2 separate regions of the Homo sapiens genome follow, and region 2 is linked to region 1. A link is a loop called in an ENCODE intact Hi-C map of the cell type or tissue named here. Cell type or tissue: endothelial cell of umbilical vein. All regions are shown on one strand.

Region 1 (8,000 bases):
GCAGGCATCTCGGCCATACTGTCCCACATCCCCCCGCCACCTTAGGACCCATCTATTCCCAGTCAGGCCCTGCCTCCCAGGCTCCTCTGCTCTAGACTGTGCCTTGCCCCCTTGGGCCATCTGTACTGGAAGGGCCTAGCGAGCTTCACATCTGAGCTCTTCACTCAGTGAACCTCAGGGCTTCTTCTCATTGTCCTGCCCGCCTCTTGCAGGTGTGAAGACTCCAGAGGAGGGCTGCCTCCTGAACACTGCCCATGTTACTGGCCCTGAGGCCCGCTGTGCTGCCCTTCGGGAGGAATTCCTGGCCTTCCGCCGCCGCCGAGATGCTACTAGGGCTCGGCTACCAGCCTATCGACAGCCAGTCCCCCACCCCGAACAGGCCACTCTGCTGTGAACATCCCTGATGTGAGGCTGTGAAAAGGCATATGGACCTGCAAAGGAGGCCCCCAACCAGACAGACCTAGTTTCAAACGAGGGCACTGCCCCTGCCTGCCCCTTTGGTGCCCAGGCACAGACCCTGATAGTGGGTTTGGGTCACCTTGGTATGGAATGTATGTGCTGACCCCCTAGGTGAGTCTGGGGATTGGAACAGGGATCTTAGGTCTGCCTCTCTCTCTCTCTCTCTCTCTCTCTCTCTCTCTGTGTGTGTGTGTGTGTGTGTGAAGTTTTTTACAGGTGAATAAACAAAGTTTGAAAGATGTTTCTGTGTGTTATCTGTCTTTGAGAGAGTGCCAGGAAAATCCCTGGACCCTTAAAGAAGAGGAGAATCTTCTTGAATAAATGGAGGTGCATTCAGCATTCATTCAAGAACATTTATTGAGTGCTTACGGAGGCCAGCTACTAAAGGCCAGCCACTGAAGTAGATACTGAGAAAATACAAAGCTCTGGAAGCACGCCTTTGCCCTTGAGGAGTTCTTTCTAGTCAGTGAGGCGGACAAAGAAATAGTTACCGTATGATAAGTTCCGTGATAAAGCTATGTGTTGGTTATTGTAGCACAAAGGAAGATGTTGCATTCAAGGCCACCTTTAGTGAACGCTAATATCGTGTGCTGGGACAAATGCCACATATTGGGGGGGAGTCCTCAGGACCCTCACAGATAGATGGTGGTAATAATAGTATTCACTATGTGCCAGGCACTGCTCTAAGCCCTATAGGTGGACTGTTTAGTTCTCTACAATTCTATGAATTAGGTAGTACTATTAGCTCTGTTCTATAGACCAGGGAACTCAAGCATAGAATGCACAACAGTCACACAGCAGGTAAAGGGTAGAGCAGGTGGGGAGCCAGTCAAGGAAGGGAAACTGTCCTAGGCAGAGGAATAGCCTTTGTAAAGGCACAGAAGAGTGAGAATGCTTGACAATCAGTGGGACTGGAATATAGGGCTGTGTAGGACTCGGGGAGGGAACAGAGAATAATAGAAAGGTTGGACAGGACTGGATATTGACATCCTGGAATCTCAGGTTCAAGGGAGGACTCTATCATGTGTGCAGAACTCCACCCCGGGGGACTCTATTCAACTGAAGCCTGAAAGGATGGGGGGCTCTTTCTCCACCCCTGAACTGTGCTGTCCTCCACCCTCAGAGACAAAAGAACCCCAGCCAGCCTCCTCGCGCTGAGGTCTCCCCCTCTGATCCCTCCAGGATTTAGGAAGAGATACCAGGTCATAGAAAAGGAGATGAAAGGCAGGGAGAAGACAGGTCTGAGCCCTGGGTCCCAACACCGAAAACACCCCTAGGGCCCTGGGCAGAGTGACCTCACTGTTAGTCCCTGCCCAGGCTTGAAGTAAGAGGTGAGCAAGATCACGTGGGGGTGCTGTCCCGGCCTGCAAGTCCCAGTCCTGTCACACACTAGTCAGTTGGGGTCGGGGGAAGGCCTTCCTGTGCCTCCTTTTACCTTGCCAGCCTCTAAACTAGGAGGCTTCTTCCTACATAAACACGCCCACAGTGTTTAGCTAACTTTCTAGGCAGAAAGTTTCCTACTGGGGCACAAGTCTACGGGCTCTCGGTGGAGGCTGAGGTACTCACGGGTGGAGACCACTGCAGCCGCCTTTGTAGATTCAGACTCCCCGAACCTTTAACCCTTGCTCTGGTCTACTGTCCCTCTGTCTCAAGCAGTCCTCCCTCCTTCTGCGCTGCGGCGCCTTTAAACCTTCTTGGCCCTTGCCCCGCCCCGGGTCCGCCCCGTCTGAGGCGGGACCCTCCTGAAAATCCCCGGCTGGGCAGGGCGCACCACTTGCAGCTGCAGCCCTTGCCTTGAGTCAGTGCGCCGCTCTCCAGCCCGCTTGAACGGTGAGCAGGTCGGGGGTACGGGGGTCGGGGACATGTGCGTGCTGTGTAGAAAGCAAGAAGCCAGCGCTTTGAACTTGCTCCAGCGAGCTCGGGGATCAAGGGCTGGTACCAGGCAAGGGTCCGGTGACTACTTTACCCCGCCCCGTGCTGTCAGGTCCTGTCCCCAAGCCCTGACCCGACATTGTTGGACGATGAGGTCAGGCGAGGTTAGCCCATGCATAGACAGGGCGTCCGTCTGGAGCAGGGACTCAGGGACTGAGCCCCACCCGCGGGCTCCATCGCTGAGTCCTCACTGGGGCGAGGGGAAAAAAGGGCGTCGGACTTTAGCTGGCTGGCCCCGAGTGACCCCGGGTCGTGGCGCCGGCCCTGGGCCAGCTCGTGCTCCTGGGCTTTCCCGCGCGACCCTTCACTTCCTGGTTCCAGGAGCACGTGTGAGCACTGCGTGCCCTCTGAGTCCCCGAGGCCGCCCTTTTCATTCCTGTTCCTGCTAGCTTGCTATTCTGGGGACTTGAGGTCACGGGCTGGGGCTAGGGGGCTCTGCATGGGTCGCACGGTGACCTTCTGTGAAGCTCCAGTCATCTCTATGACGGTCCCCTGACCTCGGGGGTCTGGGTGCTGCAGCCCTGACTGCGCCCCGGGGTGCCCTGTGTGAGGTTGTGGGGGTGGTGGTGGCTGCTTTTACCCTGCCCGAGCGCCGCTGCCCCCACCGGGTGCCCCCTGCTGCTGGGAAAGCCGGTGGTGGCCGCGGGCGGACGGGCGGGCTGCCCAGACCACTGCGTCACCCCAGCGGCGGGAGGGCGGTGGGTGACTCATCTGTTGTAACGGCCCAGGGTGTGGTCGTGGGGGTGGGGGGCGGCGGCTGGGAGGCCGGACCTGCAGGACCGGAGGTGGACTGCCGCCTCCCCCCGCGCCCTGTGCCTCCTGGGGCTACCTGAAGCCGGTGTCCTGGGAGATCTGTGAGCAGTTGGTATCTGTGGGGCAGAGAGAAACGGGGTGAGAGTGGGGATGGAGTGTGGGATTCGATGTAGAAGACCTGCGGCTGGGACGGGGCTCCCCCAGTGTTCTCATTGACTTCAAAGCACCAGACAGCAATGGCTCTCTATCTCTAGCCCCCTCCCAGTTTCTCCTCCCCACTACAAGGGGCAGACCTACAACTGCAGAGGAGGCCAAGGCAGGGCGGGCCCAGTAGGGCCCTACCATTCCAGAACCAACAAATAGGTTTTGTCCAACCGCAACTCCCTCCCTCACCCCAAGGCCTCTGCCCCTGTCCCCCACCCCGGGATTGGCCCCTAATCCTTTCTTCATTCCATCCCTTCTCCCTCCAGAATTTTCAGCTGTGGGTTCTCTAGCTCAGAACACTTTCCCTTCCCAGGGGATTTCTTCTCCTGAACAACTACTTCCTGAGTCCTCTTCTTCACCCCAACACGGGTCATTTCCTATCTTCCCCCACACGCTGTCCATCCCCACTATAGCTGTCTCCTGGAATAATCTCTTGCACCTGGCTACACCCGAGCACTGCTGAGACGATCCCACTTCTGCTCCCGTGCTCACAGCCTGCTCACCACAACGTCTGTGTTGACAGGGTGTTTCTGCCCGGAGCCCCCACCCAGCCTCCAACACTGTTTGGTACACAGAAGCCATGGCAACGGCCCCCACCTCATCCCCTCCTCCCACGCAAGCTTTGGAGCTTCCTGTTTGTGTAGCCTCAGCTTTCTCTTCTGCTCCTGACTCTCGGTGGTGAGGGGCTGCCCTACGGTGGTTCCCTTAATTGTGGGCCGCCCCCCATCCTTGCTGCTGGCTGTGGCACCTCGCTCTGTGGGCTGGTGCCCTCACTGTGCTGCTCTTTGAGAACACTCCCTGTCCCAAATCTGAGTTGGGAAGTTCTCCTGTGTTCCATCTGCACGGTGGATGGAGAGTCCCTTTGTCTTCCCAATTAAACACCCTAGCCAAGAACCCTGAAGTCCTCCCTGCCCCCACCCATGTCCGCCTTTTCTTTGGCTTTGGCTTTGGTGAGGTAAGCTTCCAGCCCAGGGTCTGGGTGGGGCCGAGTGCCTTGCGTGGCCCCTCCCCGTTTCCCGCCTATTGTAACTCCAGGGTGAGGGTGAGGGTTGTTCTCACAGCTGCAGTAGCGCTAGGGTTTAGGTTGCTCCCTGCCAGTCCATCCCCCAGGTTGTTCAGCTGTCACCTTCCTTTGGGGTCCCCAGCTCTGGGGGTCCCCCACACCTGTCTTCCAGCTGGGCATATCTCTTCTCACCCTGGTAGGCAACTTGCTTACTGTTTTCTTTATGTTTGAGGGAAGGCAGGGGCAGGTCCCCTGGGTGTCCCTAGGGTGGGCCTTCCCAGCTCCAGCAGCCGCAGCCCATCAGCTTCTGCCTGCCCGTGGGGGTGGGGAAGAGAAACAGCTGCTGACCAGGCCTGGCCTGGTTGGAACTGCCCCTTCTCAGGACCCCGCCCTATGGCTCTGGCACCTCAGAGCTTGAGGGCAATGGCCCCAGAGTGGAGCAGATACACTGCAGCTGGAGGCCGTGACCCTGCCAGCTGTGTCCAGGCCCCAGCGTTGGGCGGTGGAGGGGGTTCCTCAGCATCCACTTTCCACCCAGTGGTGGGTCTGGGAGGCCAAGTTTGTCCTGCCTTGGGGGGTTGGGGGGCACTGGAAGTGTCTGGCTTCAGGCCTTTCTCTCTGCTCTTAACCCCAGTGTCTAGGTTAATCATTCTCCTGCCCTTTCTTTACCTGTGCCATGGTGATCCCCGAGCCTCAGGCCACTTGGTCCCTGGAAACAGCCCTGAGCACAGCCACTCCCAGGAGAGAGGTCTGGAACTGGGCTGCGGAAAGGGGGCTTACTGGTGGTAGTAGCTCTTAGCCCCTTCCTCTTCCTACCTGTCTTCCAGCCATTCCCCTGTGCATCAGAGGTTAGAGGTTTCTATGGTGGAGTGGCCTCTGGGAAGGGCAGGGATGCTTCTCTTGGTTTCTCCTCAGAACTCAGCCACCCCACCCCGCCTGCCTTCCCCAAGCTGATGGTGTGTGTGCCTGGCGCTGTGGGTCGGGGCCCAGACTGACATTTATCTGGCCCAGCTTTCGGGCTGGGGGAAGTGGAGGGGGCGGGTTGCTCTTAATGAGGTTTAAAAATAACTGATTTAGGGGAGGATCTGCCGGAAATGTGCAGCTTGATAAGCTGGGGTAAAAAGGAGCAGCCATGTTGGAGTCGGGACGGGAGGGACTGGCCCAAGACACAGCCTCTGCGGCCGAGAGGTGTTGAGGGTTTGAGGCAGGCTGGTCCCCTTGTATTTCGCAGAGCCCCAAGGTCCATTGAGAGGGGGTGACGGGATTGTTTAACCTGGGTGTGTGGGAGAGGGGGAGCTGGAGTGACTTCATCCCTGAAGGCCAACCTGGCCTGGAGCCAGATGTGGTTAGAAGGGGTGGCTCTCTTTCTTCCCCTTGAACGCAGATGCCTGTCCTGGGGGTCCCCTTTCGTGAGCAGCCTGACAGCTAGCTCTGTTTTGGAGAAGAGAGAAAAGCCAAACCAGGGTGGGGATGGGACAGAAAATGGGGACTGTGGCCCATTCTTGGTTCTTGGCTCCCCTTGGCATCCATACCATGCCCGGGTCTTGCTCAGCCCCTGAGTGTCAGACCCAGGTGGTGAGTGTGGTGGGAACACACTGCCACAGTGAGGTCCGCCAACTCAGGCCATTGGTCGGGAAACCACCCAGTTCTTGCTAATCAAGCTCCTCCAACGAAGTTAAAGAAACCCTCCTGTGTATTTCCCCGTCTTGCCTTCTCTTCTCCAGGTTTCCCCAAAAATATCACCCAGGGCTCCTGTATTAGTTTCCTATTTCTGCTGTAACAAATTGCTACAAGCTTAGTGATTTAAAGCAACACAAATACAGCATCTTACAGTTCTACAGACTCAACAGGGGTCTCACTGGCTAAAATACAGGTGTTGGCAGAGCTGTGTTCCTTCTGGGGTTTTTGGGTGAATCTATTTCCTTCCCTTTTCTGGCTTCTGGAGGCCACCTGCATTGCTTGGTTCATGGCCCTGTGTGACTCTGACTTCTACTTCCATTTTGTTGTTGTTGTTGTTACTTCTCCCACTCTGACTCACCTATCTCCCACTTTCAGTTAGTAAGGCCCTTGTGATTACACTGGGCTCATTTAGATGATGCAGGATAATCTCCCCATTTCGAGATCTTAATCACATCTACGAAGTCCCTTTTTGTCATATAAGATAACAATATCCACAGGTTCTGGGAATTAGGACATGGACACCTTTTGCGGGGGCATGATTCTGCCTGTCATAGCTCCTAGAGGGGAAAGTAGAATTTGTTTTTATTGCCTGGTTTTTCATAGGAAATTCGATTTGTTTGCTGAAATCCCTCAAGGACCTATTCAAGCCTACCTCTTCCAGAAAGCCTTCCCAGGCTGCTTCTGCCCGTCTGCTTCTTTTAACTCCTACAACATGTGATCTGAACTGTGCACTTTAGTATTCTTTGTGTGCAATCCTTACCTGTTCATATGTACTCACTTTGTCTCCCTGATGGCACTGTGGGCACTTGAGGACCAAGGACTTCTACTATCTCTTTCACAATCCCTAGCACAGATAGTAGGTGCTCAATTAAAATCCAGTGGTTTGCACCAACCTAGATGGTTAAAAAAAAAGCAAAGAAAACCCAGAGGTTGAGGGAGGGTAGATCCAACCAGTTTCCTAAGCTGTTCCACATTCCTCCTCCTCTCCCCAAATCATTCTCTTTCCCAGGGCTATAAAGAGCAGGGTTGCATTTGGTAACAGTTCTGGTCCTCATCCTTGGGGCTCACCGTGGGGGAAATGGTGTATATCCCTGCAGGCAGAATTCCTGAATTCCCCACTCCCCAGGCTGCAAGGTGTTGACCAAAAGCCCGGGTGTGTCCTCTCCCTAGCTCCCCGCAGCCACCGCCACCCATTGGAATGGCCAACAGGGGACCTGCATATGGCCTGAGCCGGGAGGTGCAGCAGAAGATTGAGAAACAATATGATGCAGATCTGGAGCAGATCCTGATCCAGTGGATCACCACCCAGTGCCGAAAGGATGTGGGCCGGCCCCAGCCTGGACGCGAGAACTTCCAGAACTGGCTCAAGGATGGCACGGTGAGAGCCGGGCCCCACTGGCTTGGAAGTGCAGGGAGAGCAGGACTGGGTCCAGTGGACTGGGGATTGTTTAACCTGAAGAGGAGAAGACTGAAGGCACACATGTCCCAGCCTCTTCCTCAGCTTGAAGGCCTTTGTCAAGGATGTGAGAGGGCCCATGCTTTCCTCCCTTCCCGTGGAGTGGAGGGTAAGGGTGAATGTGCCTCCCAGGCAGTGGAAGACTGAGGTGACACTGAGGAAGAATGTCTCTAAGGAAAGAACTGTGGGAGGGTATATTAGCAAGGAAAGACTAAACACTGGCTTTTCACTCTGGGCTCGGAGGAAGGAGGCTGGCAAGAAGGACTGTGAGGCTTACTCTAGTGAAAGAGTCCAAGCTGTCTTCAGGCAAGACAGGAGCCTCTCTGGTTCATTGTCTCTGGTTCTGAGGGTGGTGCACGCTGAGCTGCGATAGGTAGGCATATTCTCACCTTTCCACCCCTGCTGTCCTCATCCAGGTGCTATGTGAGCTCATTAATGCACTGTACCCCGAGGGGCAGGCCCCAGTAAAGAAGATCCAGGCCTCCACCATGGCCTTCAAGCAGATGGAGCAGA
Region 2 (8,000 bases), 1.9 Mb after region 1:
GAGGAGAAAACAGGGGCCACATAGGCCTCCAAAAAGAACTTCAGAAGACACCCGTGGACCCTCACATCACCCAGGGTGGTCACTCTAGTTGCTCCTGGACCTAACCCCAGGTCTCTCTTCATTTGCACCCAGACTGAGTATACACAGGTAAGAGTGTGCGGGTGTGCAGGTGTGTGGGAGGAAGAGGCTGGAAACAGGCTAGGGCGCTGGCACTTTAGCAGAAGGCCCACAGATGCAGATGTGGAGAGGAGCTGGCAGAGTGGTACTTGCCTGAACACTTGGACCCTCTCTCCCGCCCTTCCGATTAAGTTATTATGCAATCTGTTCTGGAGGCTGTTTGGGGAGTTTAAATCTCAGGGCCTGGATTTCAGCAGCTGGCAAAGGATCTGGGACAAGTCCTAACTTTTAACCATAGTGGGAAGCACATCTATAGTAGGGGTCCTGGGTGTTCCCAGTGGTGCCCCTTTGGCACTAGATGTAAATTCAATAGGGAAAGTGAAGTCAAAGAATATGGGTGTTTTTTAGCTGTAGCAAGAAGAACAGTAGGGTGGGAGTAAGGAATCAGGGCTTCTAGTTCTGCTTCTGTCAGAATCCGCTGGGTGGCACTGGGCAGTTTGCATCCCTTCTCTGATCTTCAGTTTCATAATTCATAGAACAGATTACCTCTAAGGTCCTTTCCAGAACGGACATCCCAGAACATAGTAGGTGTTTAGCACAAGTTAAATGCTCAAATAGAAATAATTCTGAGATTCTCTTTTTTGGGATACTTATAATGCTCTTATCCTTTACATCCCACTGGTCTCATTTGGATGATAATGGCCCTTCAGCATCCTCCTTGCTTCATGCCTTCCCCAGGTTTATGTGCCCAGAAATCAGAATGCAGCCTCCCAAACTTCATTATGTTGACCCACTTCTCCAGAACCCAAAATAGCTGCCTACTAGGAATCCAGGTGCATAAAGCTTTAATAACTACCCACCGAGCCCCACCCCAACCGCACCCACCCACACACCTGGAGTGGATTTCTTTCTCCCCTTACAATCCATGCCATGTCTCCTCCTGCTGAGCCCTGCTCCAGATTTACCTCTTTAAGGAAGCCTGGCCAAACTAGCACTATCCATAACCACACCCAGTATTATTTCCTGTCCCTTCAGTACTTAACACCTCAGGTTACATGGCATTTCTCTGCAGTTGCTTACATATATCCTGATAAGTATAGGCACAATTTTCTTTGAAACCTTACAAGTGAACAGAAGGAACCAAAAAAACCCCTTTTGTAAAGCCCACCACAGCTGCCACACCCCCAGAACCTCTAGGGCCTATTCAGTCTTTCCCAGGAAAGGGAGGGAGACTGAAAACATAATTTTATATATATCCTGTAACCTGTTATAGAAAGTAAATAGTATTCAGTCAAAAGTCATGTATATGCACATTTCTTCTTAACCTCAATTACAGACTTACACATAGAGTTATAGCTAAAAAGAGCCTCTGCTTTTACCTAGCCCAACTTCCACATGTTAGGGATTATGATTACCAAAGCCCAGAGAGGTTAAGCAACCTGTTCAAAGTCACACAGCTTATTAGTAGCAGAATCAGGAATGAAACTAAGATGAGGGTAATGCCTCAAACAGGGCTCCTTCCATAATACCACGATACTTTCACCAGCTGACTGAATTAGCCAAAGCAAGGAGTCATTTTGGCATCATGCAGCCAGCTGAGTTCTGCTTTTTTGGTGGAGAATCTGCAATATAGTGCAGTGAAAGAATCTCTCCGGGTCACCAGAAAATAATTCTGATAACAAAAGAGGGACAAATAGGTCTGAAGAACAACCAAAAGGATTTTATGATTCCACCAAGAAAAAAATTAAGAGCCCTAGGATACGGCATTTTTTACTGTGAATTTTTGAGGTTTTGGTCGAGATACTTCCTCAATGCCAGCCCACATTGGCCATTTTTAGGTTGCTGCTGAGGGTGGGACCATCAACTCTAAGTGCTCTGTGCAAATCCAAGGAGCTTAGCAACTGGAGAAGAAAGAATTACAGAAGATATGGGCCACTGCTTCTTCCTCCTGGCACCCAATAAATCCAGCGGCCCTGTAAGGTGGTCCCATCATCAATTATGATGAAAACGTTTATGTCTCAGTTATCCACACCACTGAGGAAGAGCAGTGGAGTGGATAATACAAAAGTTATTTCTTTTTGGCTTTGGAAAGCATGATAATGAATTTTTAGCAGCACCTAATTATGTCGTACTGAAGATAATATTTAAAAACTGTTTGCATTCTCTGAGCACATATTACGTGATAGTACCAGGAGCTGAGCTGGAAGAGAAACTAGACTTTGAGTTAAACATTAATTATAGGGATCTACCAAGTGGATAATCCACACTCAAATAACTGGGATATTCACTCAACGGCTTTTTTTTTTTTTTTTTTTTTTGATTTACTGTATGGCAGTCATTCTGCTCTATGCTGGGGAAAAGAGGCAAGAGACGGAAGTTACAGATATAAACAAATCATAGTCCCTATCCACAAGTAGCATTATAGTCTAGTGCAGGAGCTTAACAACCCACTATGATTAAAACAGAATGTATGATCTTTTGGAATTTCAAAGCAATTTGCTTTGGAAGCCCCCCAAAAATAATAGTTCATTCTTTGGGGGGAGTTGAGAAGACTACCTTAAGAAAGTGGCATGGGGGGTGCATCTTGAAGGCAAATCCAGATCTCAGAGAGTAAAGGATGGGAAGTGGGGTCATTGGGACTGATGCAGCAGTGTTAGCTAGGTATGGAGGTGAGAAAATGTATGGGCTATCCAGGGAACATCATCTTCCCGGAGGTGATGACTGGGATATCCTGACCAGGTGCTCTGGGAGGAGAGCTCAGAAAGAGAGAGACCTGACTGGTTTCACCCTTAGAGCAAAAGGAAATTCTGTCCACCCCAAGACCCCTTCCAATGTGCTCCCTGCACAGCCATCATTTATTTCAGCAAGACAGTTCTTGCTCCTAAAGCAACTTCCTTTCCACTGGCTATTCTGAAGAACTAAAAAAATTCACCCTGGGAAAAATGCTTATCCCGGGCCACAGCAGTCTATTTTTGACTTCAAACTTACTCAATTCAGGACTAATTTCTCTGGGATTCCCAGACTTGGGACTTTCTTTACCGGGGTCGGGGGTGTTATGCTTGGGGCCTCTCTCATAGCCATCAGCCCCTCCAAACCCTTCTGATTTGCTGCAGCTTTAAAATTGCAAGGGAAAAAAAGATGGAGAGAAGGCAGTTCTCTGCCTCTCCTGCCTCTTTCTCTTGCTCTGCGGTTAAGCTCAGCAATGATCCTACAAGCCTGGAATTTGAGGAATTTCCTGCCCCGTGCTCCCTGGAAGAGCTGAGAGAGACCTAGCAATTAGGCCTGGAGTTTCCACTCCTGCCTCCCTCCACCCAAGTTAAGTGCCCTGAGTGAAAGCCTCAGTCTAAGGGGGTCAGTGTGGAGCTCAGCCTGGGATGTGTCTGTGGCCTTAACTTTCAGCCCAAATGCGACCCCCATATAGTCACCCCAACAGCCATGCCCTCCTACCTCCCCCTCTCAATCACCCAAAGAGTATCTGCCAAAATGCTCCAAATCCTTTCGTTTGCCCATCTTAGAGTGTAGTAATGATACTAGTACAGGACATAACAGAGTTAATTCCTTCCAGAATCCATCTGGTCCTTCTGAAATTGTCTGAGAATAATTCAATGCCTTTTTTTTCCACCTTCCCTTCCTCTAACATCACAGGAGCAGAGCTATGCCTCAGCTCTTTATTCCTTCTCCTCCAGTCTGCTCCTCTCTCTTGTCCCTTCTCCCTTTTCTTGCCTTTGTCCACATGTTCATCATGACAATGCACTGACTTATTCGATTTGTGCCCTTGTTCCGTGTCCGCTATAGGCTGAGGGTCTTAGATCTGCTCCTTGAGCACATTTCTGTCTTGGGAATTTCTAGAGGGCAGAGTGGAGGCTCTGGACCTCTATTTACTTGGTTCAAGCCAGAGAAACGGGAACAGGAATAGGGAAGTAGGGAAGGTGTTCCCAAGTCATCCGAATGAACCTTATGTAACTTCTTTGCTGCAGCAACTGCAACAGCAGAAGCAAATTTCTCCTCCTAATTATGTTTTGTTCAGGCTAATAATAAAATTGGTTCATCTTCTCTCGTAGCACATCAATCGATGGCTGGATACCAGGTACTGGGGCAAAAAGCAGCCTGGGATTTAAACGCTTGCCACAAATGGTTCTCAAACTGGCCCATCGACCCTCATCAGATGGCCTCCAGGGAAGGAGGCCCCCTCTTTACCCTTCCCCTCTTTTTCCAGGGCTCCTCCTTGTCTGGGTGTCCAGCTTTATGTTTGCTTCCTCATTCTAGCAGTCCCATTCTTGACACCCTTTCAATAATGCCCCATGCTACTTTTTGCTTTCGCCCTTCCTCCAATCAAGGGACATCTCTGAGTCTTTTCTCCTCAAAGTCCTAGAGCAGCTGACCAATTAGAACCTTGCTTCCCTACAGGCCACACTGCATTCCCAGGTTGGCACCATCTCACGCTCTGATGCCTCCTGGCTCCATGGCCATGCTATGAGCTGCCTCCTACCTGCCCACAGGTCTCTCCCGGGGCTTCACCAGCTTCACCATCACCAGCCCTCTACATCAGTTCCCACAGCCCTTCCCCTGCCCCCTGACTCTGCCTACTCCCTGCTTCATTCCCTTTCTGGGAAGTATTAGGCTGGGACCTGTGGTGTGGTGCGGCACACCAGAGCCTGAGGCTTCAGGCCTAGGGCTTCTTTGCAGTCACCCTAACTCCTGACAATTCTGACCCAGGGTGAAATTAAAATGGCAGTTTCCTGCTTCCCACCCCCCCAATTCTTCCTCTCAGCATATTCCACCAGCCTCAAAAGGACAAGACTCTCTGGCTAAAAAGGAAATCAAAGCTATTCCACTACTTCAATGGGAGTGTTCACTATCTCCAGATTTCCTTCAACTCTCAAGATATTTTGCCTTTTGAGGTTGAGAGTTGCCGGTTGCCAGTTCCCTCCTCCTCCCCCTTCACATTCCCTTCAAACAAAGCTTTTCTGTCAGGTTTTTGACCCTGATGAAGATTTTTAAGATTTTTAACTGGAATCTTTTTTTTTTTCTTTTCCCCTCTTCCTCTCTAATTCTGAAGGATCTTTTGTCTTCTAAGCAAAAGAACTGAGAGATTGAGAGGGAGGGCTGCCTTCTTTTTTTTCCTTGTAAGTAATTAGGAAAGAGGTTTAAAAAAAACAGAAAAATAGAAAAAAAAAGAAACTATTTTCTTTCTCAGAAATTTATTTTTTATTATTTTTGTTTTTTTGAGACAGAGTCTCACTCTGTCACCCAGTCTGGAGTGCAGTAGCGCAATCTCGGCTCACTGCAACCTCCTCCTCCTGGGTTCAAGCGATTCTCCTGCCTCAGCCTCCCAAGTAGCTGGGATTACAGGCGCCACCACCATGCCTAGCTAATTTGTATTATTTTTAATAGAGACAAGATTTCACCATGTTGGCCAGACTGGTCTCAAACTCCTGTCCTCAAGTGATCCGCCCTCCTCAGCTTCCCAAAGTGCTGGGATTAAAGGCGTGAGCCACTGCGCTAGGCAAAAAATGTATTTTAATAGGAAAAAAAAAAGAGAGAAAGCCCTTGAAAATGTAAAAGGAAAAGAAGGATCTTAAAAAGGAGGGAAAGGTAAAGAGGGTAGGAGAGAAAACTAAGAAGGGCTAGAAAGACCTTGAGGGAATGACAGAGAAGAGTGAGAGGAAGAGAGCCCTTGAGAAACGCAGGAGGAAGCAGGAAAGGAGGAAAATGAGGAGAACTTGCCCAGGGAGATGCCCATTTCCTGGGCCGTGCGTGCAATGATGAGTGTCTCCACTGGAACCTGCCCTCCGCAGGAAAGGGAGCTCGCAGGGACTTGACACATCCAGAGCACCTAACAGTGCCTAACATATAGTAAATGCTCCGTGAATGTGGGGTTGAACAAAACAGAGATGTCATGGCGACTTTTTTCTTTTTCTTTTTACCCTTGGACCAAATGAAAGGTTTGTTGGAAATGAGCAAATAAGAGACAAAGAATGCAGGGCCAACTTCACCTGAGCTAGGGCAGGTTGTGCAAGCAAGGCTGAGAAATGGATAGAAGTCACACTCTGTCAACTTCCTCTTGTCTTACCCTATTGTCTTTCCAAGGCTTAGCCCTCTCCCTGTCTGACTAGGCAAAACTGATCCAACGAAATGCTGTCAGCTCTCAATTACTCACACGTAGGTTCCTCACTTTGGAGATTAACCATGGAAAAATCTTAATCCCAGGCAGGCTGATTCCCTTTGCCACCCAGAAGGTTTCGGTTGTCAGTCTGGTGTGAGCAGGGAATTAGAAACTCATTTAAATAGCAGACCAAGTCAACTCTAATAAGCAAGGCAAATCTGATTATTTATCATCATTATTATCACCATGATGCATCCCAAAGTTAAAAAGAAAAGATTAAAAAAAAATCAGTGGCTGGGTGTTACTCGGGTCAAGGCTCTTCCTTCTATTGGGTCAACTGGGAGTTAACTATAGTTACTGCCTTTAACTGCTGGCCTTTGATCTGGCTAGCTTTCTGCAGTCTCTGGTCCATATTTGCAACATCTCTAAAATAAAGATTAGAAACAATTTGTATTATTTGTTTACTTAAAATAGTAGTTGACATTTTCTTTGCTTTCTTTTTTTTTTTTGAGACAGAGTCTCGCTCTGTCCCCCAGTCTAGAGTACAGTGGCACGATCTCGGCTCACTGCAAGCTCTGCCTACAGGGTTCACAACATTCTCCTCCCTCGGCCTCCTGAGTAGCTGGGACTACAGGCAGACGCCACTACACCTGTCTAATTTTTGTATTTTTAGTAGAGATGGGGTTTCACCATGTTGGCCAGGCTGGTCTCAAACTCCTAACCTTGTGATCCACCCACCTCAGCCTCCCAAAGTGCTGGGATTACAGGCTTGAGCCGCCGCACCCAGCCTGCTTTCTTAATATTTGTCAGGCACTATGCTCTATGTTTTATAGATCTTAACTCAATTAGTTTACTTGTTTCATAGAAAATCTGAAGCAGCATACATAGATTCGGTCAATGATATTAAAAATAAGAGAAGAAACTAGACACTGGGATGGGGATGGTGGAGATTAGGGAAGCAGGGAAAGAGACTAAAAACAAGAGAAATAAATTGAGGTTGGGGTAAAACTAATATACTAAATATATGCCATAAGATCCTAAGTGCCTCATCAGAGATGAACTACAAGGTCTAGCTCTGAGCTTCCAAGCAGTCAGTGCAAAGAGGAAAATTTCAAAATTCATGATACAATTTACAGTAACCATAAAAAAATGAACCAGAAGCTTAGGTAAAGTAGCTCTGGAACTTTCTCCTGTGGATCCTCATAAAAGGACACTGTGATGTGTTGAACCATGTCCTGGACAACATTCCTACCATAAATGCAGTAAGGAGTCTCACAGGGCTGTTCCTTAAAGCATTCCTCAGTGAGGGCTGGTGGCACAGCACCAAATGCTCAGTTCAGTAAAAGCAATTCTTTAAGGGGCCAAAACCATTCCATCTTGGTTCCCAACTCTCCAATGGTCTGGCTTAGTCTGAGGATAACATTGAGAGTATCTGCAGGAAGGGACTGGAGGTGGGTGATAACAGCGGGCAGGAGCGAGGGAGTGCTGCAGGTGCAAAACAGGACTCTTCCTACTTAGCTATTTTGGCCCCCAGTTCAGAACTGCATCAGAGATGAGAGGAAGAAAAGGACATCACAGCCCTCTCTGATACTCACAGTTTCTTAGGAGACACTGAAGGTATGGCAGGACTCAAAAGATTATTTCCCTAAGGAGATGGGGTGAGGGGCCAGCCAGCTGTTGTGATGTCTGGGGTAGGAGTAAGGTGACTTTATGAAACTCATTTAAAAAACAAAAGAGTACTTTGGCAATAAAAAAAAATTTCTTCAGAGTACACCTA

What was found. A loop is a pair of places that touch in the nucleus more often than their neighbours do. Peaks named below come from ENCODE experiments on the same cell type or tissue, not always from the same donor. Only the 100,000 strongest peaks of a DNase experiment are listed, where the experiment ranks them.
Region 2: it touches region 1 in a loop (5-fold over the local background); 2 of 110 quality-filtered maps call a loop at or near these places.

The regions. Positions count from the first base shown.
Region 1 is chr1:159,919,739-159,927,738 of GRCh38, reverse strand. TAGLN2 (transgelin 2) reads left to right here and starts at 2,232. Exons shown (of 5, transcript NM_003564.3): 1 at 2,232-2,289; 2 at 7,202-7,409; 3 at 7,904-8,000. The coding sequence starts at 7,230. IGSF9 (immunoglobulin superfamily member 9) reads left to right here. Exons shown (of 21, transcript NM_001135050.2): 21 at 213-698. The coding sequence ends at 394. LOC124904437 (a long non-coding RNA gene) reads right to left here and starts at 3,861. Exons shown (of 2, transcript XR_007066683.1): 1 at 3,788-3,861; 2 at 799-3,260. RefSeq lists enhancers at 2,554-3,130, 2,603-3,802, 3,942-4,101, 4,112-4,211, 4,612-4,791 and 4 more and a silencer at 2,862-3,271. In endothelial cell of umbilical vein, no CTCF peak of the experiment used is centred here; DNase peaks (open chromatin) are centred at 2,188, 3,068, 3,928 and 4,298; H3K4me3 peaks cover 3,190 bases; H3K27ac peaks cover 4,850 bases.
Region 2 is chr1:158,015,036-158,023,035 of GRCh38, reverse strand. All of the region lies in intron 1 of KIRREL1 (kirre like nephrin family adhesion molecule 1), which reads right to left. Among named protein-coding and RNA genes, the nearest start is that of KIRREL1-IT1, 6.5 kb to the left of the region's middle. RefSeq lists enhancers at 3,183-3,477, 3,014-3,699. In endothelial cell of umbilical vein, no CTCF peak of the experiment used is centred here; a DNase peak (open chromatin) is centred at 3,345; H3K27ac peaks cover 3,830 bases.